Regions from separate parts of the Mus musculus genome. Here regions 2, 3, 4, 5 and 6 are each linked to region 1. A link is a loop called in an ENCODE intact Hi-C map of the cell type or tissue named here. Cell type or tissue: left cerebral cortex. All regions are shown on one strand.

Region 1 (5,000 bases):
GAGTAGTATTCCATTTAGTGGACATACCATACCTTGCTTACCCATTCACCTGCCTATGGCTGCTTTGGTGGCTTCCACCATTTGGTTACTGTGATTAATGCTGAATAGAGCTATACAAGTATCTCTTCGAGATCCTACTTTCAATTGTTTGTGGGGTCGGGGGTCAGTGTATCCTTGAATGGAGAACTGCCAGATAACAGACTAATTACGTAGCCTTTGGTCATACTCTGCAGTGGCTGCACATTTTACTGCCTCCTCGGCAGCACATCAGAATTCACACTTCTTGCCAGTGTTTATGGCGTCTTTTCTAGACAGTAGTTTTAGCAATAGGTATGAGACAGGATTTGACTGTGTAATTTGAATTTTTTCAGATCACATCTTGCTATGCACGCCCAGGCTGGCCTAGAACTTGTTATGTAGTCCAGGCTGGCCCTTAAACTTGTGACCTTCTGTCTCTGTGCCGAGTGTGGGGAGTGTTGGTCCACATCACTACAACATATCTACCATGCCTTGATGGGATAGCATGGAAGTACAGGGCTCCTATGTTTGGGGGGACACTGGTCCAACATTTAGTGCTGGGAGAATGATCCCCAAGCCTCGTGATAAACAGAAATACCTGCTGGGGTCAGAGTCACCCCTCTAGCTGAGAACCTTCAGCTCTACCCACCTCTCCTACCACAGTTTAATTACCCCTGCCCTTGTGCACTCCCTTCTCCCTGGAGCCCCAAACTCACCAATGCTGACTCTTCCCAGAGCTAAAAGAACAGTCTTCAGTGAGGGGTCGTCCTCAGCCAATCCTCTCTGCCCTCTTCATTTCTCTTCTGCCATTCCTGAGGGACTGGAGCCCACTCAGCTGTGGAAACTATGGGGTCCCAGCGCCTGCCTTCTGAGAAACCCCATACAGCCCCCATGGGGCCTCCCCTGATACAGGAAGTTCCAGTCCATGTAAGAAGCCCTTGGCCTCTGTGGTGGATGGAATGCTCTGCCAGCCTTAACCAAGCATGCACTGGGAGGGCTTTCGCAGGCAAGCAGCTAACACTGCCAGACTGACCTACGGGGAACTCTCACTGTGTAAGTCAGAACTCAGTGGCCAGTCTCAGATTTGTGGCTTTCCTCATCTGCAGCGTGGGGCTTCCCAAGGCCTCCATGAGGAAGCTACAGGGCAATAATGGACAAGAGGGGCTTAGTGTCACCTTGGCGTTAATAGAGGGTGGGATTAGTCACCATTCATGTCCAGGGGTTAGAAACACCAATGGGAGTAGCTTCCTGGGATGTGACTTTATGTAGAGAGAATGGGACCCAGCTGGACAGTTGCCTCAGAAGATTATGCATAGGATTGCTGCCTTCACTCTGATCAGCAGCAGAGTCTCATTTATGGACTGCAAGGACAGGAAGGCCATCATGTCCAGAGGCAGAAGACTCGGTATTCACACCTGGAGCAGTGGGTGGGAAAACTGGGGCAGAAATACAAGGCAAAGCAAACTGTTGGAGTCACGTGGCTAAAATGAACCTGGTCTAGGCAGCCTGAAGTCAGGAAAGAGGACATAGCCAAACTACGGGTCACCCAGAGCTGCCCAGCTCATGAAAGGAACAAGTCGGGCTCTGCTACAGAAGCTGAGAGAGGACGGAGGACGAGAAGGAGCAACTCTTGATGTGCCTGCCTGGTCTGCGCAGGTCCAAGGCAGCGACCGCTCCCTTCACCTTTCCACCCGGCTGCGGCTGTGCTAGCTTCCCATTGGCCATTGTTCGAGCAGCATTTTGAAGATCTGCCAGGTCTAAGACATGAATGAACAGGAGCCAACCAGAAGCATTCAGAGAAGCAGGATCAAGCGTTTCAACTTATTCTTGCTTCCCTGGGGAGAATCCATCTACAGTCAGGATTCTGACCACCATCCCAGGGGCATCCTTTAATCTTTCACCGAAGCTTCAAGTGTGGTGCGCTGTGCCCGGGCCACTCCTCACCTCAGCTGCTGTGCAAGGCAGCAGGCAAATTGGCACACATGTCCTCCAGGAGGCGCTGGCCTTTCTGAGACCGAGTGGCAAGGCACTGTGGGAACCTGACAGCCGATTTCTGTCACTTCCACCAGCGACACCAGACTGTGCCCATCCCCATGCCCCACACTGCCCCACACCTGCTCCATCAGGTTCTCCGAAACAGAACAGCCCTCAAGTCTTGCAGGAGTTGTGCTTCCTGCATCTGGGCCTAGGTGGCGCTGTGCACACTTGTCTCCCCAGCCCTGCAGGCAAATCACCTGCTCACAGTTTTGTGGATACCTTTCGCTTTCCCCGCTGCTTCTCTCTGGCAGCCTCGGGCATTCTGTTCCCACTAAGTGAGTTCCCTACCCCCAGATGATGGTAGCGGCCACCGCGGTGTGGACTCTGATGAATCAAACTCCCGTCCCCTGAAATGGTTTGGAAATGGAGAAAGCAGGAGGTGAAGGAAGAAGCTAGCCGGGTGAACAGGCCAGATTCGGCACCGGAGGGAGGGGCTGCCAAGGACCATCCCACCCCCTCATCCTTCACCCCACTGGGCTCCCCCAAACCCTACAAAGCCAAGAGTTGAGACCTTACAAAGCAAGCTGGGGTCTTGGTGACAGACAGGAGGACAGAGCAGGGGCGGATCTTCTACAGAGCACCCACGTGTCAGGTCGGGGCTGCTGCCGCAGCGGTGGGGTGGAGCCGTTCTGGTTTATGTCCTGAGCCATTTCCAGCCCAGGTGAGGCCTTTCTTGCAGAGCCCAGGGGCAGAAAGAGAAAAATGTGGTCCAACCAGTTACCCGATGTAGTAATAATAACGATAACAGCAACTCCCCTTTGGTCTGTGTCCCAGCCTCTCGTCTGCATCACCTCAAGTGTCCTCAGAGACTCCTGTCACTGCTCCTGTTATACCTAGGGGGATGCCCAGGACCTGGGGAAGATGGGGCTCACCTGGGTGCCTAGAGTATAGGTCTGGGTGGTGCCTAGGTAGGCATGCAGTGTGGAAAGAGTGAAGAGACAAGGATAATGGGGAGGGCTTCTTTCTACCCAGACCCCTGCTCAGCTCTCCTTACTATCCCCTGGTCTGCTAAAGTAGCTGCTCCAACCCTTGCCCATCCCCCATTTTAGCAAAAAAAAGCTCGCTGGGACTCAGGGGACCCTAGGTAGGGCGTTCTGTGCAACACGCCCCACACACACACACACACACACACACACACACACACACACACACACATCTCAGAATTGTTCCTCTGTGTGCCTAAGTGAGTCAGGACTGATCTGGCCTTTGGCTCTCAGTCTGGTCCCACTGGGGAAAAATGGGAGCCAGACACCACCAAATGGAGGCATTGGAGAATCACCCACCACAGCCATTCGTTGGGCTCCTGGCTGGTGGGCAAAGAGCAACGCAAGGATGATGTCACCAGATGCTCAGGGGCAAAGGGAACCACTTTTCTCCAGCTGTCTGTGTCTCAGTTTCCTTAACTATCTGTGCGATTGTAAGTAAGCCATGTGTGGGAAGGTGGTGTAGAATGGGCTTTACAAGGCACCTACCAGTTCACAAAACTGTCCCCATCAGTGGTGGTGCCACTGCTGTGGTCGTCTGTCCCCTCTCCCAGTCTGGTCTCAACCACTGAACAAACCTTCTGGTTTAAAGTCAGAAACACCTGCAATGTCAGACTTGATCAGGCTAGGGAGAAAGGTGAGCTCTCCAGCTCACTTGGTTTCTGTTCCTAATGCTGTGATAAAAATGAGACCAAAGCTATGGGCGTGGTGGTGCACGCCTTTAATCCCAGCACTCGGGAGGAAGAAGAAGGCGAATTTCTGAGTTCTAGGCCAGCCTGGTCTACAAAGTGAGTTCCAGGACAGCCAGGGCTATACAGAGAAACCCTGTCTCGAAAACCAAAAAAAAAAAAAAAAAAAAAAAAAGAGAGAGAGACCAAAGCAACTTAAGGGAGGAAGGGTTTATTTTAGCTCATGGTTCCAGGCTATGGACTCTGGTGGCAGGGAAGCCACAGTATCTGAGGCTTGAGGGGGCTGGTCATATTGAATCTGTGACTGGAGGCAGAGTGATGGGTGCATGAGTGTTGTGCTTGGCTAGCTTTCTTCTTTTTATTCAATCCAGGATCCGAGCCCAGGGAATGGTGTCGCCTATAGTGGACCAGTCTCCCACATTCAATACATAATTAAGATAAAAACCTCCTTGGCATACCCATAGGCCAACCTGATCTTAAAAATCCCTCATCAAGACTCCCTTGAAGATGATTCTAGGTTCTGTTGGTTTGACAGTTAACATCAGCCATCACGCCACATACCCAGAGAGCTGCTCCTGCCTTGGTTACATCATCTGTAAAATGGAGGCAGCAAGGTGGGATTGAGACTGTATGATGCATGCGAGGGAAGCTCAGCCTCAGAAAACTGCCAAGGGTGGGACCTGCCAATGGCCCCTGAGAACATGTTCCCTTCCTCCTCTGTGACATCAGAATAAGATCTTGGGGTCGTGGAGATGGTTTGGTGAGTAAAGTACTTGTTTTGTAAGCATGAAGGCCTGAGTTTGACCCCTAACCACCACATAAAGACTCAGGCACAGCGACATGCACCTATCACTGCAGTGTTGGGGGGCAGAGAGGGGCATCCCTGGGGCTTGCTGCCCACACCCTTAGGCCAGATAGATGGGTCCTAGGTTCATGATCTCCTCAAAAGCTAAGGTGGAGGGTTCAGAGGGAGATATATTACACAAGCACATGTGCATTTGTGTGTGTGTGTGTGTGTGTGTGTGTGTGTGTGTGTGTGTGTGTGTTTGGGGGGGCAGGGCACATGGTGGAGGTCAGAGAACCACTTTCAGGAGGCAGGCAGGCAGGTTAGCTGTCGTGAAATTTTCTAGGCGATTCTCCTGTCTCCATCTTTCACTTCAGCATAGGAGCACTGAGGTAGCCACATTTGGTTTTTAATACACACACACACACAGACACACACACACAAACCAGACCATGTATGGGTTTGCTCTTCAGTCCTCTCTACAATGCC
Region 2 (5,000 bases), 66 kb before region 1:
CCAGAGCTCGTGTCTCTAGCTGCATATGTAGCAGAAGATGGCCTAGTTGGCCATCATTGGGAGGAGAGGCCCCTTGGTCTTGCAAACTTTATATGCCTCAGTACAGGGGAACGCCAGGACCAAGAAGTAGGAGTGGGTGGGTAGGGGAGTGGGGGGGGAGGGTCTGGGGGACTTTTGGGATAGCATTTGAAATGTAAATGAAGAAAATACCTAATTAAAAAAATAAATTAAAAAAAAAAGTCTGTGGCCTGGGTTTCAGCTGCTTGTTGGGAAACCCGGTGTAGGGTAGACATCGCTGCCCCTTGAGGGTAAACTTCATCCCCCTGAAGTAGCGCTGGGAGCTTTCAAGCCTCCATCAGTTCCTCTCTGGATCCTGTCAGCTCAGGAAATAGCCCCATCTCAGCCCAGGCTCAAGAGCAAGGCTGTTGGTGCCCCTCCCCCAATGGCACGGAACGCCTAGACCTGGCTTTCACAAGCCCTGTGTGTTCCCCATAGGCTTATCTGTCTGCAGGGTGGACTCGAGTCCTGGCTTCACAGTGCCGGCTCCCCTCCGATCAGCTTGTGACTCACAGTTCCAAGCAGAGCTTTTGGCACAGGCAAAGCCGGCAGCTTTCTGCATTCCCAGGCCCTCGGAGGAGACCCAGCAGTGACAGTGTGATAGGGGGCCACCCACCCACCCAATTATCTCCTTGGTGGGTGCCTGAGATTCCACCATGAAGACATCATTCTTTTGGAGGACATTATTGTCTTATCTAGGCTCGGCTCTTTAAATATAAGCCCCTCGGGACCGGCGGCATACCTGAATACAGATGAGCGTGTCAAAACATCTTCCTTCCCGGCAGGGGAGATCCAAGTTCTCAGGCTCCACACTCAACAACCTTTTCCAATGCCGCCACTTTCAGTCATTCAACAGACTCTCTCGTCCCTGTAACATGGTGCCCTGTGCAGAGGCAGACAAGGCCCTGCCTTGTCCTCATGGTTTGGACTGGGAATAGAGTTACTCTCTGCATCACTGGTACCTTACATAATACCTCGTATTCAGAAGAATTCAACAAGTAAATGAAAATGTTCGACAAGAAGACGAAGGCCACACTGCCCGGGAACGGCAGCATGCACTCTGGAGCCAACTACCTGAATCTTGCTTTCTGGCTTTCCTGATTCACCTGTGGTGTGGTCTCAGGTCAGTTCCCAGTTCCCCTCCTTGGTCTCCACGGTAGGAGGATGGACATCTTGGAGGTCCCTATGGGGAATTAACTGAGTTCACCTCTGTAAAGTACCTGGAATGACCCCGCCACACTGTAAGTGACTGTTCAACAGTGACCGTTCAGCCAACACAACAGAACACGCATGGGCTGGCTAGGAGCCACACACGGCAGGGGTGACAAGCCACATGGCAGGGGTGACAAGCTCCATTCACTCTGTCCTCAGGTGAGGTGTGGGTATGCTTGGCGTGGCTGCGTCCCCGCTCGAGCCATTTTTGATTTTTTTTCAAGGTGTTTTGTGCCTCCCAGATGGGAACCAATCGGACCTGTGGGTTTTGGCAGCCTGAGTTCTTGGAAATCTGATTAACTCAGCTGCTGTTGAGCGCGCCCCCCTCACCCCCCAGTGGGGCTGGTTTTTTCCTGTCTGTTTAGGTGCAGACAGAAACTGTCAATGCAACACCGATCTTTATGGGAAGGGATGACTGTGCAAGGGTGAAAAGGAAGGTGATGGATCTAGCTGGAACAGCCTGTACCGCAAGTCCGTGATTGACACTTGGTAAATACTGTTACTGACGCCTGAGTGTGGCTTGGAACAGACAGTCTCTTCCTGGTCCCTCGAGGGCACATGCTATGATCTGTCAACTCCACACCCCTGCCTGGGTGGGCAGGACCCCAGCAGACCTCTCAGGTTGCCTTGGCCTCTCCAGATCCTCTCCGTACTCCGGAGTTCAGCCTTGCTTGTGTGACTTTCCCTAGATCTCTGCCTTGCTCTCTGTTCAACCACTCCAGCCTCACCAAACCACCTCCCACCCTTCACTCATTCAGTCAACAAACACTCGCCGACAGCCTACAGAGAGGCTCAGCAAACTCTGCTGTGAAGGAGACACTGTGCTGGGGTTGGAGGACCACAAATGTATGACCTAGAAGGACCTGGATTGGAGTGTTAAGAAAGGACTTAGCTGTCATCTGGGTGAAGGAGGGAAAGGCTGTGAGGGACATTGACTCAGAACACAGAGCCCTCAGACAGCTGTGGGTTAGGAGTTGGTGGCAAGAGGGGCTAGAGGAGGAGGAGGGGGAGGAGGAGGAGGAAGAGGAGGAGGAGGAGGAGGAGGAGGAGGAGGAGGAGTTGGGTTTGAAGTTGAGAAGCAGCTGAGAGGATTCAGAAAATCATATTTTTAGAAAATGCGGGGTCCTTGCTTTAAAATATAAAACTGCTTATTTTAAAGTTTCTTTAAAAAAAAAACAAAACACCAACAACCGTCCCAGATTGACATCCATGCATGTTCCATTCGTTAGCTGAGCTGGCACGGTTGAACAATTACTTGCATTGTGCTTAACATGCAGCAGGGTTGTTCCTGGCACTTTACAGAGACGACCTCACTCCATTCCTGCCAAGGCCTAACCAGTTTTTAGTGCTGGGAAGGGACCCCTTGCTCTTCAGCATGCTGGGCAAAGCATTCTTCCACTGAGCGACAGCCACGAACCTCAGAGGTAGAAGTCACATACAACAAAATCCACCCTTCCCAGTGTACAAACCAATCATGGACAAGAGCGTGCAGTCACTAGCTGTGCAAGACACAGAACTCCCATTACTTCCAAAGCCTTACAAGCCCATCCAGTGATTCTCACCCAGCCCTGAGCAGCTCTCAAACCCCCAGAACTGCCTTGTCTAGACTGCTAGGGAGACCTATGCACATGCTGCTGTCCGGTTCACCTCTGTCCCTGCTACCACACTTCCAATATCCCTTCTACCCTGTGCATCAGGGCTGGCTCCCTTTTCAATCATGAGGAAGACTCCCTGGTACTAGCTCACGATTTGATGGTTTGATTAGCTTTCCTCACGGTAGATGGACGTTATCTTTAGAGGAAGCCACCAGGAGATTCCTGTCCTTGGCGCCTTTTCTCCTAGAGAAGTCAAGGAGACTCATTTTCCAAGGATGGGGAGAGCAAGGAAAGAACAGAGGGTCTAGGCTGGTTTCCTTAAATGCAGGGAAATAAGAGAAAGCAGTACCCAGCAGGCACAGGCAGAGATCTACATAGTGAGTTCCAAGCCAGCCAGGACTACACAGCAGAAACCTGGGAGAGGGAGAAGGAAGAGGGGAGGGATGGGGAGACTATCACAGGTTAGATCTCAAACACCCACAAGTAGCTTGTGTCCTGAGAGGGAGAGACTTGGGGTGGGGGTGGGTCATGAGAACTGACTCCAGTAGACAGACCTTTTACTGATGGCTCATGTGTTTGGGGGCAGTCTATAATGACAGTCTGTCCTCCTGCTTTCTGACTGTCAGCCGCAAGAAACTTTGTTCAGCTCCATTCTCCTGCCCTGCCTTGCATGCTGATCACAGCTCCCAAGGCAACCGGATGCAGACAACCCTGGGCTGAGGCCTCAGAAACCAGGAGCCGAAATATGCTTTTCCTCAGTCAAGCGGACTTTCTCAGGTCTTCTGTGACAATGACAGAGAGCTGACTGACATGGTTTCCAAAGCCAGCCTTGTATGGAAGGAACAGCATGGTTTTGGGTTTGTTTCCTGTCTTGTGGAGCAGTGGGCTGTGTACAGACAGCCTGGTCCCTAGTCGAGCAAAGGTCTGGAACCCCAGTGACACTCTGGGTGGTGACTTCCACCTGCATGGGACAGCAGGTGTTCGGCCATGCCTCCTGGGTCCCTGGCTCCTGTCACATAGCTACGGCCTCCTACAGTCCTCGAAGAGAGGTTTGTGGCCATCAGTCACTAGGAGTACCACCGAGCCCTTCCACATGCAAATAAGGTTTCCCCAAAGTTCTCAGACCAAACCAATGAGAAGTACCTGTTGTCAGACCCTTACCCACCCCCAAACTGTATATAAGAATCCTATCCGGAAGGATCAAAGATGTTCGAGAACTACTCTGTCATCTGAGCCTTCTGTCCAAAGAGCTGTAACACTTGGGAAGAGATCTGCTCTCCCAATACGCCACCTGAAGCACCGCCGCACTCCGCACTGGCTAGTCGGCCATTAGTCAGTCCAGCTAGACCCGACTCAGTGCGGAGTAACCTAGTAACCTGGAAGGCACAGCAGAGACAGAGGTGGAGCCAACTGCAGCCAACAGAAGCTGCAGAAGCAACCTCCCCTCCCTGCCCGCACTCGCTTCCCTTTGCCGGAACTCCCGCACCAGGCCTGGCCAGAGATCTCCATGGAAAGCCTCCGGTACAAAGGCCCACAGTGTCTCAAGTGTTTTTTGTAGTCACAGGTCAGGCCTGACGAGATCGGAGCAGAGAGAATACTCTACAAGATGAACCTAGATGGGGGAAGGCCAGGCAGAACACAAGGGGTGACCCACCCTTGAGAGAATGGCACCTGAGGACGGGTGAAGGAGAAAGGGTGGGGCGAGGTCATTGCTGGGCCTACTACAGGGCAGAAAGGCAGCATGAAAACCCAGCAATGTGCCCAGGATATCTGAGAGCATTCGACTCTGCCAATCTGTCCTGTACTATCGGCTCTTGTAGACGCCAAGGGAGAGTCTAGGGCGGTGTGTCTCAGAACCCCTGTTGGTTCTGGCAACTGTAAGACCTTGAGTGTCCCCAGGGTGGAGACCATAGCACCGGACAAGATCAGGACAAGGAAGCCACAGGGAGGTGATAGCTGGGCCACCATCAGCAACAGGGGATGTGGGCACACGCCACAGGCCAGGAGAGGCCCAGGCCAGCACAGCAGTGCCTGCCAAGTCAGAGAGGCCAGAGCTCAAAGGCCAGTGAGTCAGACACCCAAGGTCAGAGAGGTAGCCATAGGCCCCATGTAGACAAGCAGCCACCCCTGCCCATA
Region 3 (5,000 bases), 110 kb after region 1:
ATATCCATATAGAGGTATATAATTTTAAAATAAAACTGAAATAAATAAACATCAATATTTTTCAAGATTAGTTGTAGAACATCAGTAAGAGAAGCCCATATAACATAAATGTCTCGATTTGGAAAGGGGCTATAATAGGCACCCTAAACTAATAGCCTACTGTTGTTTAAATTATTTATTATCTTCACTATACTGGATCTACATGGTGGCTCAAAATAGCTTAGTAATTCTGTACCACGCTTAAACCTAAGAGTGGCCCTGCCCTGAACACCCCACAGTCTGGCCTTTCTCTAGCTCACTGACTCTAAACACAGAGAGAGAGAAGATCATGGGGCCAAAGAGATGTGGTCATCTGGAGCCTGTGTCCCCTCCCTGGGTCTCACTCTGGAGATCCAGGCCCCTACACTTCCTTGCCCAGGTGACTCTTGCTAACTTCTAGGATAGGTGCATCTCTCTTGCAGATCCAAGCTGATCAGACTGGAGTGGCTGCACACTGGTGTGTATGGCCCTAAGGCAGAGGACTGGCCAAGACTGCACAGCTTTCAAATGGGTGGAGGGCTTGGGTGGAGAGGGAACGGGAGACCAAGTTTGTCTATACAAGCTGAGATGTGTGCATGTGTGCACAAAATAATCTGTAAAGGGCAAGAAAGGCAGAAGTGGGAAAAGGTGAGAGTCAGGACCAGGCACCAGGGTCACTCTCTGTGCACTTCATTGCTGCACCATGCATATGCGGGACCCAGGCAGTGTGAGAAGCTCACACTCAGAGCAGTTCTGCATGTTATTATGAAAGCGTGTTTTTTTGAGAGCTGGCTAGGACATATTTTATTCCTCGTTTTGTTAGCTTGATTTATCACCTGCAAATATTTAGACATGTGGTACATGAACTCACATCTGCACTTTTGCCGGGGCTCCACGGATCCCTACCACCTTCTGCTCAGCCTCCATGCCAAACGCTTATCAAGTCTCTCCTGGGTTAACCCAGACAACTGGAGTCAAACGTGGCCATGGTGGGGGTGGGCAGCCAAACTCACATAGAGAAAACAGTTGGTTCTGGAAGGGCAGAGGCCAGGTCATTTTCTCTCCCCCTTGCTTTTAGTGAGATTGAGTAGGGTCTCTGGGCTTTCGTGTCCTGTTTAGACAGAGTTCCTCTAGCTCAGTGGGATGTAGCCTCAGGCAGGGCCAGAGTCTGGGCTCTATCAGTGACCTGGAGAGGGTGTGGCCCAGCCATGGCAAGTAACTATTAACACGGAATTGAGCTTCAGCACCAGCCAGGCATGGGTTTTTAAGCAATATCTCCACTCCATTCATTCACTCCACAAACGTGTCACCCACCCACTCTGTGCCAGACACCAAGCTAAGGGTTGAATCTGCCTGACGTGGGAGAAGTAATAAAAGAATCGAACAGAAACCCAAGCAGACAGCAAAGATTGGTTCCTGTGCTAAAAGGAAGCCTCCACAGCCTTCCAGTTCCTAAGCAGAAGGTCTACACAGAAAGGCAAGGGGTTCGCTCAAAACCTCGCTGCCTGGAGCGCGCCAGAACTCAGGGCGATCCAGAAGCGAGGTTTCGGATTCCCGGAGTCTCAGGCCACTGTCCCAAGCTGCCCGAAGTAGAGAGGCCCCTGTCCAGCTCCGGGAAGGCTGGAGGGAGGTGAGTGCTAGGGAGGGGCCGGACCACAGAACGCGGGGGCCTGAGGGCGGGGAGGGGTCCGGTGGGGACAGCCGGGCGGCACCCCAGCCTGGTGCGCCCTGAGCGCGAGCGACTGGGTGCGCGCGAGTAGCAGCCGCTCTCGCTCCGGTGGCTCCGCCGGGGTCGGCCGGGGATCCCGGCTCCCAGGCGCCGGCGGGGGGCCGCGGGGCGCGGCCAGGGCGGCGCTGCAGTGCCCGCAGCGGCGGGCTGGGGGAGCTGTGCCCGCTCGTCCCTAAGGCCCCGGGCGGGGACCCAGCAGCTGGGTCGCCGCGCCTCTAGCTCGGCCCAACTGGGCGGCGTGCGGCCAAGCGTGCCTGCAGCAGCGGGGCTGAGGCTCCGAGCGCGTCCGGGCGCCGGGCCGGGGAGGCCCCCCAGGAGAAGCCCAGTCCCGCGGGCTCAGGACCGCCCCCGTGGGGGGGGGGTTGTCCCACGCCGCTGGACCCGCCCAGGTAACCCCATCCTCGGCCCGCCCCCGGCCCGCCCCGCCGGCCGCCCGCCCGCCTCCGCCGCCACCGCCGCATCCCGGCTCTGGGGCGGCGCTGACAGTCGGGTCCGCCGGGCAGCGGGCGCAGCAGCGGGCGGCGCGGCCGGCTGCTCGGAGGCTGAGCCCCGCCGCGCGCCCCGGCCCGGCGCCCCAGCCCGTCCGCGCGGCGCCCACCTGCCGCCCCGACGGGAGCCTTGCGGCCGCTGCCCCGGGCTGGGCGCGCACGGCACCATGAGCCCCCGTTCGTGCCTGCGGTCCCTGCGACTCCTCGTCTTCGCCGTGTTCTCGGCCGCCGCGAGCAATTGGCTGTAAGTCGGGCCGGGGACCGGGCGGGCGGGGCGGGTCCCGGGGCCACAGGCGCAGGGGGCTCCCGGCAGGTGTCTCAGCCGTGGGACCCGAGGATCGCGCTCCCGCCGGTTCCTCCTGCCGGCCACCACCACTGTCCGGTCTTCCCTCTGGAGGTCCCGGGACCCCTGCTGCCCCAGTCCGGCTCGGGGTAGCAGGGCTGGCAGTGCGTCTGCACCGGGAGGCTCCTTTGGGTGCTCGAGGGCGCGCGGGGGTGCGAGCGCGGGGCGGTGGCCCGGGAACGGAGCGAGGCGCAAACCGGCGGGCTGACAGGTCTCCGAGGGAAAGCGTCCCGAGCATAATAGCAGGTTAACCGCGAGGAGTCTGGGCGCGAGCTCCTCGCGCTGCGCTGCGCCGCGCCGCGCTGCGGGCTGAGCTGGAGGCGTGCAGAGACCTGTTTCTGCTTGGGGGGCGGGAGCCAAACATAGAAGTCCAGGACCGGGGCGCCGAGCCTCTGAGAGCCCGCAGGCTGGCTCTGGCTGCTCCTCGCTGTTCCCTGAGGCAGGAAGAAACTTCTCCCAACCTTTAATAAAGAAGGCGACAACCCCCATCCACCTCTAAGGGTCTTGCCTAAGAAGGAAGGGGGTGGTAACCACTGGTGACCTGTGTGTCTCTCCCTGACTGGGTCTGCGCTCGGGAGGATCCCTGGGAAGGCGAGCTAAAGAGCTAGTGACTAAGAGAACAAGGAACCAGCTTTTAGACTCCTTCATCCCTCCTCAGTGGCACTTCCTATGGCCCAGGCTTAACCCTGGCCCCAACTTCTCCTGCCCAGAGCTCTGCAGCCTTCCACTGTGGGCAGCCAGTGGGGAGCCAAGCTCCTGTATTGATCTGAAAAGCATGAGGTGGGAAGGGGGGATAGCCAACAGTGTAGCTGGGGTTTCCATGGAGACAGTGGGAAAGGAAAAATTCTCTCTGCATCAAGACCAAAGAACAAATATCTCCCATGAAATTGCCCTGAGTGTCCAATGGCTGTTGCTATGAGGTCATTGTGGCCAGCCAGGGCCCTGGAGACTGGAAAGGAGTGTGTTCGTTGGGGTCAGAGCCACCCAGAGCTTGGGAGACTGAGGTGATGTGGAATTCTCCCAGCTGTTCCGAGAGCTCGCAATTCCTCTGAGGCCCAAAGTGGCTGCATTGTTTTTCCTGGATTCTTAATTTGATTAACACTTCAGGGGCAGTGGCAGAGTGGACAGAAACCAGGGCACAGCCACCGTCCCCTCCCCTCCCGCCCCCCACTTCTTGCAGAATGCTCCCTCCCCCAGTGAGACCTGGGTTGCAGACCTGAGAAAGCACTTTGCACTTGAAGGAGTCTGGGGTCTCTGGAGTTGCCTCTTAAATAGATAGGTTTAGAGGTCTGAGCATCAGGGGAAACTAGAAGTTCAGCTGACCTGCCCAGCACCAAGCAGTACAAAAAAAAAAAAAAAAAAAAAAAAGCCAAGGAAACAGTGAGAAGTGTGTGAGCCAGGCCTGCAGCAAACACGGAGACAGCTGCCACAGAAAGGCCCTCCGACGCTCCTGGCTCTTTAGCTCCCTTTATAGATGAGGAAAACTAAGGCCCAGGGAAGGGAGCTACTTACCAAACTGAAGACGGAACTCAGATGCTTCTGTTTCCAGACAAGGATAATCTACTTCATGCCTGAGGCTGTCCTGAAGTTGACCCAGTACACCCAGGTAGAATTGCCACCCGCCTCCAGCCATGTCCACCACGCCCCAGTCCCAGCTAGGGAGGCAGCCCCAGCTTCAGGTCTTGCAAAGCAAGGGGAATTCCAGAGCTCGGTTCTTGAGCCTTGTGCCTGCACCGTGGGGGGTGGGTAAGGGGGGGGGGCCTGGGCTTGGGGAGGTTGGCAAACCTGTTCTCTGCAACTGGGATGGTTCCTGTTGCCATGCAACCTGCCTCTAGACAACTCAGTTCACTCCTGTTCCACCAGGGCTCTAAGCCAGCTCACAGAGACAGGAGGAAGGGGCTTCCCAGGACCCTATGGAACTAGAGAGGCTCCAAACGGGAAGAGACCCCAGGCACGCGCACACACACAAACCTTGTACTTCTAAACATGTCCATCTGTAGCCTGAAACTGGACCAGCCCCTAGGGAAACAGGTGCCACAGCCTAGGCTCCCAGCAGCTTGGGTCTGAGAAGCCACAGCTGGAATGGATAAGGCCGTGTGCCTGCTCCTCGGCCGAGTGGAACTCCTCAACCTGGAGGTTAGAGAATGATAACTTAATGTTCATCACCCACTGCACTATCTGAGCTCTCACTGCATTGGAACCCATTTTATAGATGGGAAGACTGAGGGCCACAGAGGTAACCCAGAGCTACTTAGCCAGTAAATGGCAGGGCTATCTGACCCAAGTCAGCCTCCCGGAGCAACAGCTTTGGGTCGGCAGCTGTTTGTTCAGGCATGCTGGTGGCACCGTGTCTTTTCAAGGGTGAGCCAAGGGCCATTTGAGATGGCTTGCTGCCAAGCCTGACAACCTGAGTTCCATCCCT
Region 4 (5,000 bases), 140 kb after region 1:
AACAAGGCCTCTCAGTGGCTCCCTGCAGCTGCTCCCCACGAGGTCAAAGAGGGAGAAACAGACCAGAGTCGGGGCAGCCTATAGCTCACAAGTGAGGATCGAGCTGGCAGGGTCTGGCCTTAAAGGTGGTCCCTGGGTCCAGGGAAGCTTTTCACTGCTGGCCTGGCGCCCCTCACCTCAGATGGGTGCACTAGTGCCAAGCTCCTGGGACCCCATGGAGCCTGTGTCACTGCTGTAGGTCCCACTGTTTTACAAGCTGTCGGGGAGAGTGGGCTCGATAGGGTGGCGAGGCCTGGATGCTGGGCTGTTGTGCGTGATTCTGTTTGCTATAAAACAGCCAGACATTCCTAGGACCTGGAATCACGCCGAGGCCGTGGAGCTAGCCTTCCCAGCCATATATCTCCAGGCGGGGGGACAGGCCTGAGACATCTGAGATAATAAAGACATGACTGTCTCAGCCCTGGGGCTTGTCTCCCCTTTGTCCCAGGGCTCAGCAGCCTGCAAGTTTAAAGAGATCCTCCCCCTTCTCCTGGGAAAGTACACGTTCATGGGATTCTACGGCCCGTGGGGTTAGCTTCCCAAGAGCCAGGCCTGGGCTGGACTCCTGTTCCCAGCTCAGCAGAGCATGAGACGACCAAGGGCCAGCCCTTAGCAACACACAAGAGAGGGTGGCTAACTAGGCGGTGATCACTCACACCACAACTATGGCCTGACAACCATTCCCTGTACACATGTCTCGAGTTCTCAACGGCCCTATAACACAGGGCCTAACGTTTAGGCATGAAGAAACAAAACCTCCAAGAGGTTAAAAGGCTTTTTTGTGTTGTTGTTTTTTTTTGAGACAGGGTTTCTCTGTATTGTCCTGGAACTCACTCTGTAGACCAGGCTGGCCTCGAACTCAGAAATCCACCTGCCTCTGCCTCCCAAGTGCTGAGATTACAGGCATGTGCCACTACTGCCTGGGTTCATGCTGTTTTTGAACCTCCCCTATGCTCCCTCCTCCCTAGCTTCCAGTGTCTCAACCCCGTGGGACGGAAGGCTTCCCTTTAAGGAGAAAATCATTACGAGGGAGGCAAACCCAGAAGCCAAAGCCACAGCTGCCAGCTTTGTCTCCCAAGTCACTTCTACCTCAGTATGACCAAGTAATGGCAACGGCCTGTCACGAGGGCGAGTGACTTCGTGAAGGGAGCACGGGGCCATGAGAGAGGCAAAGGATGAATCTGGGACACTTTGTGACGTGGAGGGTTGGGCCTGACCTTTCCTCAGTGGCTGGAAAGAGGCATCATTCACACGTATAAGCAGAGGGAGCATGGGGCAGAACCTACAAGCCCAGGTTCAGCCTGCGAAGTCTTGTAACGCTCAACTCTAAGCCGGTTTTCTTATTTGCAAAATAAACACCTGTCCCACCGGCTGTACCGGCCCTTGCAAAGATGAACATGACAGCGCCTCGTGACAGCTTTACAAACAGATGACATCACGGCCCACATGTGCCTTTCCCCTGCTGTTTTCTTTTGCATTCCTGATGTCCCCTCCTCCCCCTTTTTCTTCTTGTCAAACATCTGATCTCAACATGTTCAGTTGCACATTAGCTCAACCTGCACAAAAAACCCGGGAATGATTCTTCTAATACAGCCACACACAAAAAGGGGGCCAAGGAAGGGCTCAAACACCTGCTAAGACAACAGACACACCACACAGTGTCAGCCCACAGCAAGCAGGAACAGACCTGCTACGGCACAAAAAGGGCCAAGAGCTGTCTACTTCTGTCAATCCCCAGACACTCGCACCTGACAGCAGAGCCCCAGCAGTGTAGGATAGCGTCCTTCTAATCCAGCTGCTCCTCAGGGGACCACGGGTGTCTCCATGTGACTCCAGCTACAAACGGAGCAATCTAGCCCTGCCGCTATTTTCCTTATCCTCTATCTATAGGCCTCTGCAAACCAGGGAGCCTCCACTCTATTAAACATCTGCCCTCCTTGGGAACAGAAGGCCACTAAGAGAAACCAAAGTTTAGAAAATCCTAAGTGGCCAAGAAAATGCTAAGCATTTTCCTTACTTCCACAACTGTCTTTGAACCACAAGAGAACATGGAGGCTTTCTGATCTGAGGGTCCTGATGCAAGCTCTCATGAGTTCTACTTGCACATCCAACCAGCCCTGAAATATACCAATTCTTCCTAAGGCCCCAACTACATTCCAGTATTCCTAAGTCTGTCTACAACAGAGGCTATTTCAGACGACAAGCTCCCCAAAGGCAGTCAATATCAAAAACTTATCATGACTCAATTAGAAAAAGATGACCCTTGCAGAAGGTTACCTGAAAGGACACAGTCCCGAGAACGGAGCTCACTGGGGCCTAGGGGATGGGCAAGCAATCTGTTTGAGAACTGGAAACAGGACCCTTGGGTTGGGGGCAGAGTGGGGCTTCTCAAAAGTTAGAAGTAAGGCTACAGGTTAAAGGTGACAAGACCGTGGACAGCGAGCTCTTTCGGTTGTGGAGTCTGTGCTTGTTAAGTCCTGGGCAACAACCTTTGCCAGCCTTTTCTTATTGTTTTTCTGCCACCTAGTGGATGTTCTCCATCATTACAGAGCTAGTTCAAAGCCATTTTCTTTGGGCCATGGTGTCATTCAAACATGGGTACTGAGTGATTTCTGATCTTCATTACTTTCCAACACTGCAAAACAGGCAGATGCCCTTTGTAGTCAGGGCAGTGGATCTCACCCATCCTACCGCTGCAACCTTTTAACAGAGTTCCTCCTGTTGTGGTGAGCCAACCCCACCACCACCACCATAAAACTATTTTGTAGCTACTTTATAAATTTACTAGCTATGAATGGTAATATATGTATCTGATATCTGATCTTTGGGAAGCCATTCTAGGCTGTATTAGACAACAGAAAACACACTGCCAAAACCTCCCTCATGCAACCCCATTGCTACTGAAGAGACTGAGGCTCCCGATTCAGAGCAGCTTCAGTTTTCCTCCAGGTCTACACGGTGATGTTCCCTCTGGCAGTTACCAGTCAAGCAGAGGGCACCAGCCTCCTCTAGCCCCAAACACATGTGCACACATTGGCCCACTCTCAAGCTCCCCGTTAAGTTAAAGGGCCATATGAAAAATGTGTACTTGGGTTCACTGGAGGGATAACAGCCAAAGTATGGAAACAGACAGAGTGTCACTGGCTCGTGGATCAATAAGCAAAACACAACAGTCACAAAACACATAAATAATGGGACAGGGGTTGGGGCTCAGTAGCAGGGCTTGCCTTGAATTTGTGAGTGGGGAGATGAAGAGGCTACACAAAGCCCTTGAAAACACGCTAAGTGCAAGAAGCCAGGCACAAAACACTACATGCGGTATCATCTCCACACCGAGAGAACTTATGGTGACAGAGACAGCCTCCTGGCTAAGAAGGGGCAAGGACTTCCAAAGGCATAGCTCAGGGGCTTCTTCACTAATGTACGGAGCTCTGGAACACCTGAGCGCTCCAGAGCAGCCTTGGGACTTTTAGACAGGCTGTAGAGTCTCCAGAGCCAATGGGGCAGGCTGAGGATGATCTTGCGATCCTGGCTTTACATGATCTTAAGAGTTACTGTGAAACCTAAACACGATCAGATTACTGTTCATCTCCCCTGATCTTTCCCTCTCCTGAAGATATGCTCTGCCCACTCTGACAGAAGCACCCTGTGTCAGTGGGGACAATCCTAGAAGGCTTTAAGCCAGGCCAGAGCAAGACATCGGGAGCACAGCTCTCCCCTCACCTTCAGTCTTCCAAGGACTTTAGGCCTGAACCTTCAACAAAAACCTGCTTCGGGAGAGCCTGCTGTGCTGTAACCAAATCCAAGGATGTATGACCCAGGTTAGTCCTGCCCCTCAGTGAGCGTTAGTCAAACTCAAGCTGTCCTCTCAGAAACTGAGGGACTGAAGAGAACCCTGTATATAAAACCTTCTCTAACACATGCACGCAAGGACTAGGGATACAGCTTAGCTAACAGTGCATTTGCTTGCCTAGTGTGCACCAGGCTTGGATTCCCAGCACAGCATAAATCAAGCATGGCAGCACATGACTCCTTGGGAGTGGAAGTAGCAGCCTCTGAAGTTATCTATCCACAGCCAGCAGAGACAGCTCAGGTTGTTGGGAGTAATATTCACCTGTAATCCCAGGATCTGAAGACAGAGACAACTGGATCTATGTGATTTCAAGGCCAGCCTTCTCTACATAGTAAGTTCCAGGACAGCCCAAGCTATTAAAATTGGGTATGTGTGTGGGGGAGGGGCGGGAGGGATTAAGAAGGTAGTGTCAACCGGAACCAATGGTATTTAGATCTCCTGGCAGCGCCTCACAGGGCACACTGCTCAATTTGCCCAGGGTAAGTAGGCAGTAGTGCAGAGCAAAACTGAAGAACCATGATCTACAGGAGTCACTTCATGCTAGCTTTTGCTTCTGTAATGGGGTTCTACCACACAAAGCAAATACCCCAAACAGAACCTGGGTCTCTTAAACTCCCAGAGCTTCCTCCAGTGGTGTTGTCAGGGCAGTGGGAGAAGTGGAAGGGAACACCAGGGGGAAAAAAAAGAAAGAAGAAAAAAGAAAGAAAACTTGTGTAGCAGAAAGCCCAACCAGGGCTCAAGCTGTCAGCCAAGGCACAGTCCTGAGCAGCAGAAGCACTAAGTGCAAACTCGGCGGCTGCCAGTTACACTGTTCCCATGGAAGGCAGGCGGGGTGAGGTAGGGGGCAAGGATTACCAGGTACTGTCCACTCTGCTGCAGGTGGGAGGCTGGATCTAACTCCAGTACCTCTATGCCCTCGGTCAATAGGAGAGGGCATCCTTGCAGAAGCGTTCAGAATCGAGCCCCAAATCCCCTTCCACCAGACCAGGACAGTCTTCAGTGCTCCACAAAGGCCACCTCAGGGCTCCAGGGTAAGTCCAAAGCTTCAGGCATATTCCCCACACCTTCAGAAGTAAGTGGAGACAGAAAGAGGCAGGAACTGAGAACG
Region 5 (5,000 bases), 120 kb after region 1:
GCACACTTGAGCTTAAACTAGATGCGAGTCCCCAGCTCCTAGTCTCCTTGAGGAGCTGGTCTCTCCTCAACGCCCTTCACCCCGACCTGGAAGGGTCAAACACGTGACTAGAAGCACTAGGGAACTACTTCTCTGAAGCACCTGGAAGATCTATCTGAAATCTACAGTTTAAATCATTGCCAGGCATGGTGGCGCATGCCTTTAATCCCAGTACTCGGGAGGCAGAGGCAGGCGGATTTCTGAGTTCGAGGCCAGCCTGATCTACAAAGTGAGTTCCAGGACAGCCAGGGCTACACAGAGAAACCCTGTCTCGAAAAAACAAAACAAACAAACAAACAAACAAAAAATCATACCAAAGTGACCCACCACTCCCAGAACAAGACCAGGACCTGGCTCTGTGAGGACAGAGAAGGTCCAAACAAAGACAGGGACAGAGTCCCGCAAGGTTCAGCTGCAGGGGACAACAGAAGGTGCAGAGCAAAGAGGGTAAAGAGGGTTGTAGAAGAGAGACTACCTCCTACAGTAAGAACAACTGCTCTCCCCATTTTACAGATGAGCACATTGAGGCCAAGTTTCCAAGATGTTCATTAATTTGTTTTGAGTGACACAGAGATAGGAGACTAACCCAGGTCGCTTGCCCCCAGACCATACTGCCTGCCCAGAGGAGGGACAAAGGTCTCCAGGATAGGCCACTGTGGTGTTCAGTACAGCAACCACTCAAACTGCTTAAAGAAATAGTGGACAGTTTGAATGGTTGGTTGTGTAGCAAGGGTCCTTGGGAGCCACACATCCCTCCCTGCTTCCTAAGAACGCTGCCCAAGATGGAGTCTGTGGCCCCTCGCTTCTATCTCCCTGATTCACTAGCTGAAGGCTGCGTTGGCTTACGCAGTTTCCTTTGGGTGCCCCCTTCTGCCAACTTGGCCTCCTTCCTCTCTGGTACGGAGGGCACAATTACTCCTGAGGAGTCTCTAAATGTGGCCTGGGCAGGCAGGGAGGCCAAAGGGAGGGGGCAGAGAGGCCTGGGCTGGTGTCCCAGCCCCCACCTGGACGCAGTAGGGCCAGGATCAGTGCCACTGACCCGCTTGGCTCCCCACCATGGCCTCTCTCACCCAGCCCCTCTCCTCTGGAGTCCAGGGGAACACCGGGGCGGAGCCACGGAGGTGTGGATTAGCCTCTCCAATTTTGTATATTTTGTTTAAAAAGGCAAGCAAACCTGGAAAAGCTTGGGACAAGCCCAGCTAATTTTAGTTTCTAATGAAAACAGCAGGTGGCTGAGAGGATCTGATCTCCCTGGCAGGGCCAGGGCCCTCCGGCCTCCTAGCAGGCTCAAGGCACAGAGGGGAGGGCCTCCTGGGAGGAGCTTGCAGGACCCACAGGCCCCATTCTAGAAACTGGGCACAAGCTGGCCAGCGGCTGTAGCAGGGGCAGCCTGGGCTGGTGGGGTAACCTGATCAACGGCCTGGCTATGGCCAGAGTCCTGGGTGGCCAGGGCAGCAGGTGACAAATTGCTAAACCTGTATTCGGCAATAGCAGGAAGGAGCCTAAACAGGAGCAGCGTGGCAGGCCCTGAAAGCAAGGATGGTCAGCCTCAGACAGCCAGCCCAGGGGCAGCCGACACCCATCAGGCCCTGGCTCGGGCTCTCCCAGAAACGGCTGTGCAGTGGATATTTGAGCCCGACCCAGCTCCCGGGTCAGTGAATGGCACACGTGTCTCTGGGGGAAAGGTTGATCCACCGTAGAACAGTGGGAGGGACCACAGAGACCAGCCACCCCCATCTTCCTCTCTTATCTCTGCTCTTCTGCCATAGGGGTGGGAAAACATCAGGACCTCTGCACCATCAGCCCCTAATCGAACTGCAAATATTCCTGAATAACTTCTGTGTGCCATGCCCTGTGTGGGGCCTGAAGGGACGCAGCCTGACAGAGTCCAGTGAAGGGGCAAGTCCCCAGCCAGAGAGAGACGGGGGGGGGGGGGGAGTTGAGAGCCAAGAACTGTTTGCTGCTAGATAGCTTTGGGACTTACAAGTTGTTTTGCCTGGGGGGGGGGGCGCTTGGTTTGCTTTGTTCATCTGTGAAATGAGGTCAGGTACACGCCAGGCTCCAGGATAAGCAAGTGGCATGAGAACAGGCTACGGCCACTGAGGGCTGGGCTGCCAACCCTCTCCAGCCTATGCCAGCTCTGGCACCCGCCAGGCAAACCCCTAGGGTCTCAGAGAGCAGGAGCAGAGATGGCCAGGCCTCCCATACATGGGAGGGGCAGCTGCTGCGTCCAGTAAAGGCAGGCCTGAGAGGTAGGCACGGGTGCTGTGACAAGCAGTTTCTCGTCATCTTCCTGGATGCCGTCCTGTTGACTCACGGCTGTGGCAGGCGGGCAGTGTCTCTGCCACCGTCGTTCCGGCCGATCTCCCTGTTACATTCAGAGCCTGAGGGAGGAATGCTCAGTTCCTCGAGTCCATCTCTCTCTTCTGGTGGCATGGGACCAACAGGCCCTCCCTCTTCTGCCAGTAGAAGGAGAATTTGAACTCTGATAGTAGGAAAGGCTGCAAAGACTCATGAGCTAACTCACTGTGCCTAGAGCCAGCTCCAAGTAGAAGGGGACTTGCCACGTGTCACAATGGACTAATGGATTGGCCAGACCTCCCCACCTGCTCCTTCTGTCTGGAGACTTCAGCCCCTGAATGCCCCCTTCAATGGAGGCTGACAGAGGCCCAATCCAGCCATATCTGACCTGCTTAGCTTACAAGGAGGAAAAGAGGTCTAAACATGGTTAGGCAAGATATATGCCCCTGTGTCTCAGAGGGATTGGGAGTCCTACCCTTTTCTGTGAGCCCTAGCCTGAGTGGAGACAGCAAAATATCCAATGGTAGGTTCAACTTCTTGACCCTTCAAGGAAGGACACAGTGGCCACTGAACAGTGTCCTGGCCCACCGCCAGTAGCTGAGCTCTTGGCGCCCCCTGCAGGCCACAAGTGACTTTGTGGCTGTGGTTCTGCAGGAGACCCCCCTACCCCCTTCAAGTGGCAAAGGAAGCAAGGAACACGCAGGCAGGGCTGAAGCCAGGGTTGCCATTTCCAGATGGTCCCTTCTCCCGACCATTAACATACCTTTCCCCATTCTAAAAAACTAGGTTCCTACACAGATTGGCCAGTGCTGCTAGCCTGGGAATGCATACCCCAGAGCCTAGAGACATGGCTCTGTCTGCAAAGTGCACGTTGCAAAGTATAAGAACCTGAATTTGATTCCCAGAACCCCTGCAAAAAGCCAGACCTGACAGAGAGGCAGTGGGGGCTGGAAGGGGTCCTGGGAGACCAGGAATTGATGCCATGGTAGGATGATCTGTCTGGCTCTGGGACTACCCATCTCCTTTGGCCCATTGGTGCTGCCAGGGACAGCTCCTACGATGTTACCCAGCCAGGCTAGGTGCATTAGCACACCTTGCCAAGTTCAGTCATCACAACAGCCGTTGGGGATAAAAGCCATGACTCCAGTATGGCTAAGGAAAGCTAGGCTCAACTTTACAGCCGGGGAGCTTGGGGAGAGGACTCTTCTCTGGGCACCAAGACCACTGTGTGGATAGGGATGTCCTAGCCTGAGCCTTCTAGAAATTGGTAGAAAACATCACAGATACCTTTTCAAGATTATTCTCTAGGCTAGTGGCCTCTCTGCTGCATCTCAAGATAGAGCCAAAGCACAGGGCATACTGACCATATCTGAGGTGAAACCCAGGCACCTGTGTTCTCAATAACCACACAGATGATCTCCAGGGGCAGAGAGGCCCAGCCTGCCCCTCACCCAGCAGGCTTTGTTGGAGTGAACCCAGTTCCCAGCTGCTTTGCCCAAACTGTCAATCTCTAAGTCACACAGAATCTAGCAAAGGGTTATAAAGTCAAATAAAACAAAAGTTCTGCCTCTCATCAGCTATGAGTCTTATACACAAGACCAGGGATGAGGCAGCACCCTGAACCCTGGGTGTGGGAGGAGAAAAGCAGGCATCAGGGCAGCTGTGTATCACATCCAACCACTGCCCCCCAGGTACCTGGCCAAGCTGTCATCGGTGGGCAGCATCTCCGAAGAGGAGACGTGCGAGAAACTCAAAGGCCTGATCCAGAGGCAGGTGCAGATGTGCAAACGGAACCTTGAGGTGATGGACTCAGTGCGCCGTGGTGCCCAGCTGGCCATCGAGGAGTGCCAATACCAGTTCCGGAACCGGCGCTGGAACTGTTCCACACTGGACTCCCTCCCTGTCTTTGGGAAGGTGGTGACACAAGGTGAGGAGGGTTGGTCTAGGGACATGGGCTATCTGTGTGTAACTCTGGGTGTCTGGGGTCTGTGTGTAACTCTGGGCATCTAGGGTCTGTATGCGGCCCTGGGTGTCTGGGAAAATGATATTTCTAGGGCCAGGCACATGGAAGATGTTTCAGGAGCAGAGGCAGCACAATTAAGCACACTAGGTAGAGGGCAGGAGGAGGTCAGACAATGGTCTGTGATCACAAAGCACTCTTGAATGCAGCTGGTCCAGGAATATAAGATGGAGTGGTCTTGATTTTCCAGAGGGAGAAACTGGGGCTCAGAGAAGAGACAGTCCCAGGTTCCTCAAAGGATGAGCAGAGTCAGGCTTCAACCTGGGGTACTCTGCTCACCTTTGCATCTAGCCTTGGGTCCTGTGCATGTGACATTTGTGCATGTGACAGGTCTGCAGAACACCTTGTGTGGCCAGCTCTTGTCCTCTGGAACACACAGTCTATTTGGGACCAGACAGTCCACTGCAGCACAATGGAAGCAGCCCACACACCTGCAGCATTGACTGTGGGCCAGGCACTATTTTAAGGACTGTAAGAAACACAACACTAACTCATCGTCCCTTGGCATCAGGCTTCTACGTAACAAGTGAGGAATTGGAGGCCCGAAGCTGTTATGTCATTTGCCTAGGGTCACAGGACTAGAGAGTGGCAGGATCTGAATGTGCGCCCGGCAGGGACGACACTGTCACTCCCAATAAAT
Region 6 (5,000 bases), 79 kb before region 1:
ATTCTCCTGTCCCAGACACCACTCTTAGGCCTACATCTGAGTGTGGATTACACAGACCAAAAAATGCAAGGAATCTTGCCCACTGTGCTGGAGAGATGGGTGATGATTTCATCCTGTGGAGACAGCAGGAGATCTGCAGCACGTTGTCCCCTACAATAAGACAGGAAGCTGCTTAGCTATCAGGCTGGAAGGCAGGACAAGTGCTAGTGTCTTCTTCATTCCTCAGATGCTCAGCATGGGGCTGCCGCATCTCACAGAGGAAGGAGCTGCCCCCCCCAACCCCGAGACTTCTGCTTCCCTCTGTCCCTACATCACACTTCATGTTTTAAATTTGTATTTACATACTTTTCTCAGGTTCTTTTTTTTTTAAGATTTATTTATTTATTATATGTAAGTATACTGTAGCTGTCCTCAGATACTTCAGAAGAGGGCATCAGATTTCGTTATGGATGGTTGTGAGCCACCATGTGGTTGCTGGGATTTGAACTCAGGACCTTCGGAAGAGCAGTCGGTGCTCTTAACCACTGAGCCATCTCGCCAGCCCCCTTTTCTCAGGTTCTTATCCATTTCTTGATCGGCACATGTACCTGTGAGTATTTAGGTTGGGCAGTCACCACTAGCTAGGATTATGGCTGAGCACCTAGGGAATTGGCGTACCCACCATCCCGATCGATCCGCTATCACTTGTGTTGGGATCTTTCAGCGTTTCTTCTAGCTAGTGAGAATTCCTGTGGGTGGTGGGCCGTGGTCTCCTAGCTCTGCTAGGAAGCAACTCTCCAAGCCGTTTCCGAACCTGTTAACCAGCCCTTCTCCCGATCCCCGTGCCCCACCCTCTTCCTGCCCGGATGACCACACTCCATTCTCTGCTTCCCTGAGAACGACTTCAGCTTTCACACGGGAACGAGCATGGGCTGGTCTTTGTTCTTCTGCGCCTGGCTTATTTCACTTCATAACTGTCTGCCAGGCTCATCCATGCCTTCTCCAACGGCAGGATCTCCAGTTTTTTTTTTTTTTTTTTTATGGCCGAATAGCATTCCGTTGTGTCTGTATTTGTTTCTTTGCTTAGCACTCTGACAGAACACCTGAGAAGAGCAACTTGGGAATGAGGGCTTCGATTTGGCTCATGGTTTGAGGGTGCTGTCCACCGGGCAGCAGGCCACCTTATATCTGACGTTAGAGAGATGGATGTGAGAGCTCGGCTAACTTTGACTTTTATACTCAATCTCGGAGCCCAGCCCATGGAATGACGCTGTCCACATTTAGGATGGGTCTTCCCACCCCAGTTAGCCTAATCTAGTGACTCCCTCGCAGCCAGGCTCAGAACTGCATCTCCTAGGTGATCCTAGACTCTGTCACGTTGATAGCAATATTAACCAGCACACTGGCTCTAACTACACTACATTTTGTTTATCCAGGCATCAGCTAGGTTGGATCTGTATCTTGGCTACGGTGGTTAGAGGTATGGGGAACAGGAGAGGGTCACACTGACTTCCTCTCTTTTAAATGTACCTGGAGGGATGGGGTTGTTATCCATGGTGGCAAGGATGTGGAGAAAAAAATGCAGATGAGTACCCAGATGGTGAACGACATTGTGATGCTTCATAATACTAAAATGGAGCCAGTTTCTGATGCAGCAATCTCTGTCTCTGTCTCTGTCTCTGTCTCTCTCTGTCTCTCTTTCTCTGAAGCCTTGTTCCCCCATGTTCATGGCTATGTGATTCTCCACAACCAGGAAATAGAGTTGACCTTGATGTCCATGGATGAATACACAGGTATGGGGGTGAAGAGACAGACAGACAGACAGACAGACACACAGACACACAGACACACAGACAGAGAGAGAGCTGTTGTGTATTGTGTATGAGACTTCTAGGCAAGCCATCCCAACAGATGATCTGGGGAGTGTTGGGGGTTAATTCTCTATCTAGTGATCATGAAGCTGGGACCCAGCCCTGCCCCCCCCCCCTGGCCCCAGTCATAATATGCCCAGGCTCCTGCTTCTGAGATTTTTTTATAAGGAAGTCAGAGTTCTTGGAAGAGTGAACTTCTGGCCCAATAGTCAAAATACAAGTGAAGTTGACTAAACAAATGAATATGCATTTCGAGGAAGTGAGCTGGAGTTCACGTCTTTACAGTGCTCTAAAGCAGGCATCGGGCTGGTGTCAGCATCCAGGCTTGCTTGGTGGCTGCGCAGACAGCAGCGGAGGTTGCTCTTCTCTGGGCAGAGCACCCAGCCTGGGCTTTGGAGGGGGGAGGGGTGCTCCATGCTCTCTGGGACCTCGACCACGTGGTTTTTATCTGTCTGGTTTGAATTAGAAGCTGGGGCTCATTAGCGGTTTCCTCGCCCAGCCTGGCGCCTGTGAGATACTAACAGTTTATTGTTTCCTTGCTTTTTCTTTCTTATTTCTGTCTTTCTTCCCACCCCCCTCCCACCACTTTCTTTATTATCTCAAATTTCCGCCTCATGCCACAAAAATGCAAAGGCTGCCACATTCCCCAGGGGACACGCAGACACAGTACCTTATACGCCTATGTCCCTCTCCACTCTCTAGCAGCGAAACCAGGTGCCACAGGCTGGGGACCCTCAAGTGACTCCCACAGGTACAGTTTGAAGGAGTGTGTCTCAGCCTGCCTCACATCTAACATACCAAGTAGCCCCAGCTATGCATCTCTGGTGACACAGGTGGCGCTGTCGTCAGCCAGCATTCCTGGAGCCTGAGTTTCTTCCACAGGGTCTGCAGATTCTGGTCCACGAGTCATTCTTAGTAATTCAGCCTTCGCAAGCTGCACATGCACAAGAAGCATTTACCTCCGGGAGTCAGAATAGAAGTCGCCTAGCTCAGACTGTGCATACAGCAAGTGCTTAATAAGCAACACTGTAGATGTCACTCTGCTGAGGTCAGGGTAGCTGATGGGTAAGGGAGATGAAAAGTTGCATTGATTCAGTTTTGGGGTGAAAGAGGCAGGGGACAGCAGAGTCATAGTCATTACCATCATCAGCATCATCGCAGTGACAGCCAACTGCAGTTGTCATCATCACTGTCACCGTCTCTCGCTATAGAGTGAATCCTCCCACTGCTCCTCAACAGAAGAGAGGAAGGAGGGCCAACCAGACCAGGAGGAACCGGGAATGATAAGACCAGAGATCCCTGAGCAAGAGAGATGCTCAGCCAGGGGAATCTGCTAGACAGGAGATGGAGCCCGGAGGACAAGGAAGAGAAGGTAGCTAGAGACTGTCTCGGGTCTGTTTCTGATCATAGTTGGTAACAAGTGACCCCGTGTGCTGGGGACAAAGGTTACCTCTGATTATGGAACCCTCTTAGTGACTGATGATCTCAGACAGGGCAGTGTGAAACCCTGGCTCGAGCCGTCCCATGAAGCATGAGGGGGAGACTGAGATATTGCGACAGAGCCCCAGGAAGTTCCCCATGCATGGCCACCTTGCCTGGCTGGGACAGCTCGTGCCAGCAACTGGCCAGTGGCTTCAGTGTGCACAATAGGGAATGGGGTCCCTCATGAAACTGAACCCGGGAGCTTGGTGTCTGGAGACCACGCCTCTAGGGAGTGACTCCACGGTCCAAGGGCATGAGGCTTTCCCACCCCTCTCTCCTTTTTGGCAACTTTGAATCCAGACCCGTTCCCTCCTGCCTGAAGCCCTGGTCTCAGGACATCACAGGTGCCTCTTTGCCTCCCTCCCTGGCTGTGGCCACGTCTGCCTCTACCTCCCTTTCAAAAGCTTAATAAAGCTGGAGCACATGGAACCTGTCTGTTTCAATTACCTGTGTGACTGCTGTGACCAAACACCTGACAGAAGCATCAGAAAGGAGGAAGGGTTTGAGAGCACGGTCCATCATGGCGGCGAAGGCATGGCGGCAGGAGTGGGAGGCGGCTGCTCACATCGCATATCCAGTCAGTAAGCAGTGGATATTGATTCTCAGCTTCCTTTTTCCTTTTTATTTCATCAGAACCTCAGCCCACGGGATGGTGCCACCACATTAGCGTGTGTTTCCCCATCTCAGTTAACCTGATCTAGAAATTCCCTCACAGACATCTCCAAGGTTGTTCCCTATCTGATTTTAGACCCTGTCTAGTTGACAGTATTAACCATTGTCTAGGCTCTGTCTATACTCCTCCTGAGCCCTGCTGAGACTCTGTGTACTCTCCTTGTGAGTTCCTGCACTGTGAGTTTGTAGGTTCGAGTCTCCTGCACACTGCTGACCCCTCTGCCTCCATCCAGCTCTGCTTTCTGCCTGAGATTTTCTAGTTCCTCTTAGAGGTGTCTTGCCACCTCTTCCAAGGTACTTTTGACTCCGCTCCTCCTCCTGTCTTAGTCCTGTAGGTACACAATACCCAGGTCACCCAGTTTCCAACCATGGACTTGTCCTGCCTTCCCTCTCCACTTCCTACCAGCATCCGTCCACCAGTGGATCTGGTAGGCAGTGCTTTGATCACAGGCACTGACCCCTGCCACCCCTGAACCTACTCTGCTCCCAGTGGCTTAGTCCCTGTGGCGCAGCCAGCCTGCCCCATCCCTTGACTGCCTGTTAGCTGCTATCCCCCATCTAGTGATCTTTCAAATGTGGATGTCAGATTTTATGGCCTCTCTGCTTAAGGTCTCAAGAGCTTCTCAGGTGATGTCATAGCCGTCCCGGCAATCCTGTCTCTCTCCTGCCTGCTCCGGGCCTATTACTCTTCTGCTCACTCTTTCCCAGACCCAGAGTCATCCTTCCTGTTCCTTGTCCTGCAAACTTGTGTGAGGCTCACCCTGGCCTCAGGGCTGGAGTGTTCACTATACTTCAGGAGTGGATCACACACTCTACCTGTCCATACAACTCCCCCCTCTGTGTGTCATTTTCCCCCAACTCTGTCATTCAAAAGGCCTTCCCTGGTGGCCTTTCTTGATGTCCTGCCTTGCATCTCTTGCTGCCTTCCACCCCTCTCCGTTCCGCCCACCCTGCTCTGTTCTTTACAGATGGATCCAGTATCCATCACTGTCTCAG

Evidence for each region. Hi-C counts contacts between places; a loop is a spot of excess contacts. Peaks named below come from ENCODE experiments on the same cell type or tissue, not always from the same donor. Only the 100,000 strongest peaks of a DNase experiment are listed, where the experiment ranks them.
Region 2: a loop joins it to region 1, with 2.0 times the contacts of the local background. A loop is called at or near these places in 4 of 42 quality-filtered maps.
Region 3: it touches region 1 in a loop (2.5-fold over the local background); 18 of 42 quality-filtered maps call a loop at or near these places.
Region 4: it touches region 1 in a loop (5-fold over the local background); 13 of 42 quality-filtered maps call a loop at or near these places.
Region 5: it touches region 1 in a loop (8-fold over the local background); 18 of 42 quality-filtered maps call a loop at or near these places.
Region 6: it touches region 1 in a loop (2.2-fold over the local background); 8 of 42 quality-filtered maps call a loop at or near these places.

The regions. Positions count from the first base shown.
Region 1 is chr4:137,162,440-137,167,439 of GRCm38, forward strand. Gm13003 (predicted gene 13003) reads right to left here and starts at 2,627. Exons shown (of 4, transcript NR_040443.1): 1 at 735-2,627. In left cerebral cortex, a CTCF peak has its summit at 2,203; a DNase peak (open chromatin) is centred at 2,208; H3K4me3 peaks cover 597 bases; H3K27ac peaks cover 326 bases.
Region 2 is chr4:137,096,078-137,101,077 of GRCm38, forward strand. No RefSeq gene overlaps it. Among named protein-coding and RNA genes, the nearest start is that of Gm13001, 20 kb to the right of the region's middle. In left cerebral cortex, no CTCF peak of the experiment used is centred here; a DNase peak (open chromatin) is centred at 2,539.
Region 3 is chr4:137,275,278-137,280,277 of GRCm38, forward strand. Wnt4 (wingless-type MMTV integration site family, member 4) reads left to right here and starts at 2,358. Exons shown (of 5, transcript NM_009523.2): 1 at 2,358-2,479. The coding sequence starts at 2,403. In left cerebral cortex, a CTCF peak has its summit at 1,894; DNase peaks (open chromatin) are centred at 1,352, 1,922, 2,915, 3,349 and 1 more place; H3K4me3 peaks cover 2,364 bases; H3K27ac peaks cover 1,752 bases.
Region 4 is chr4:137,306,066-137,311,065 of GRCm38, forward strand. No RefSeq gene overlaps it. Among named protein-coding and RNA genes, the nearest start is that of Wnt4, 31 kb to the left of the region's middle. In left cerebral cortex, a CTCF peak has its summit at 2,571 (motif pointing left); a DNase peak (open chromatin) is centred at 2,537.
Region 5 is chr4:137,285,083-137,290,082 of GRCm38, forward strand. Wnt4 (wingless-type MMTV integration site family, member 4) reads left to right here. Exons shown (of 5, transcript NM_009523.2): 2 at 4,032-4,267. Among named protein-coding and RNA genes, the nearest start is that of Wnt4, 9.9 kb to the left of the region's middle. In left cerebral cortex, a CTCF peak has its summit at 2,954 (motif pointing left); DNase peaks (open chromatin) are centred at 2,435, 2,839 and 4,808; H3K27ac peaks cover 31 bases.
Region 6 is chr4:137,083,022-137,088,021 of GRCm38, forward strand. All of the region lies in intron 2 of Gm31648 (a long non-coding RNA gene), which reads left to right. Among named protein-coding and RNA genes, the nearest start is that of Gm31648, 8.9 kb to the left of the region's middle. In left cerebral cortex, a CTCF peak has its summit at 2,699; DNase peaks (open chromatin) are centred at 2,280 and 2,708.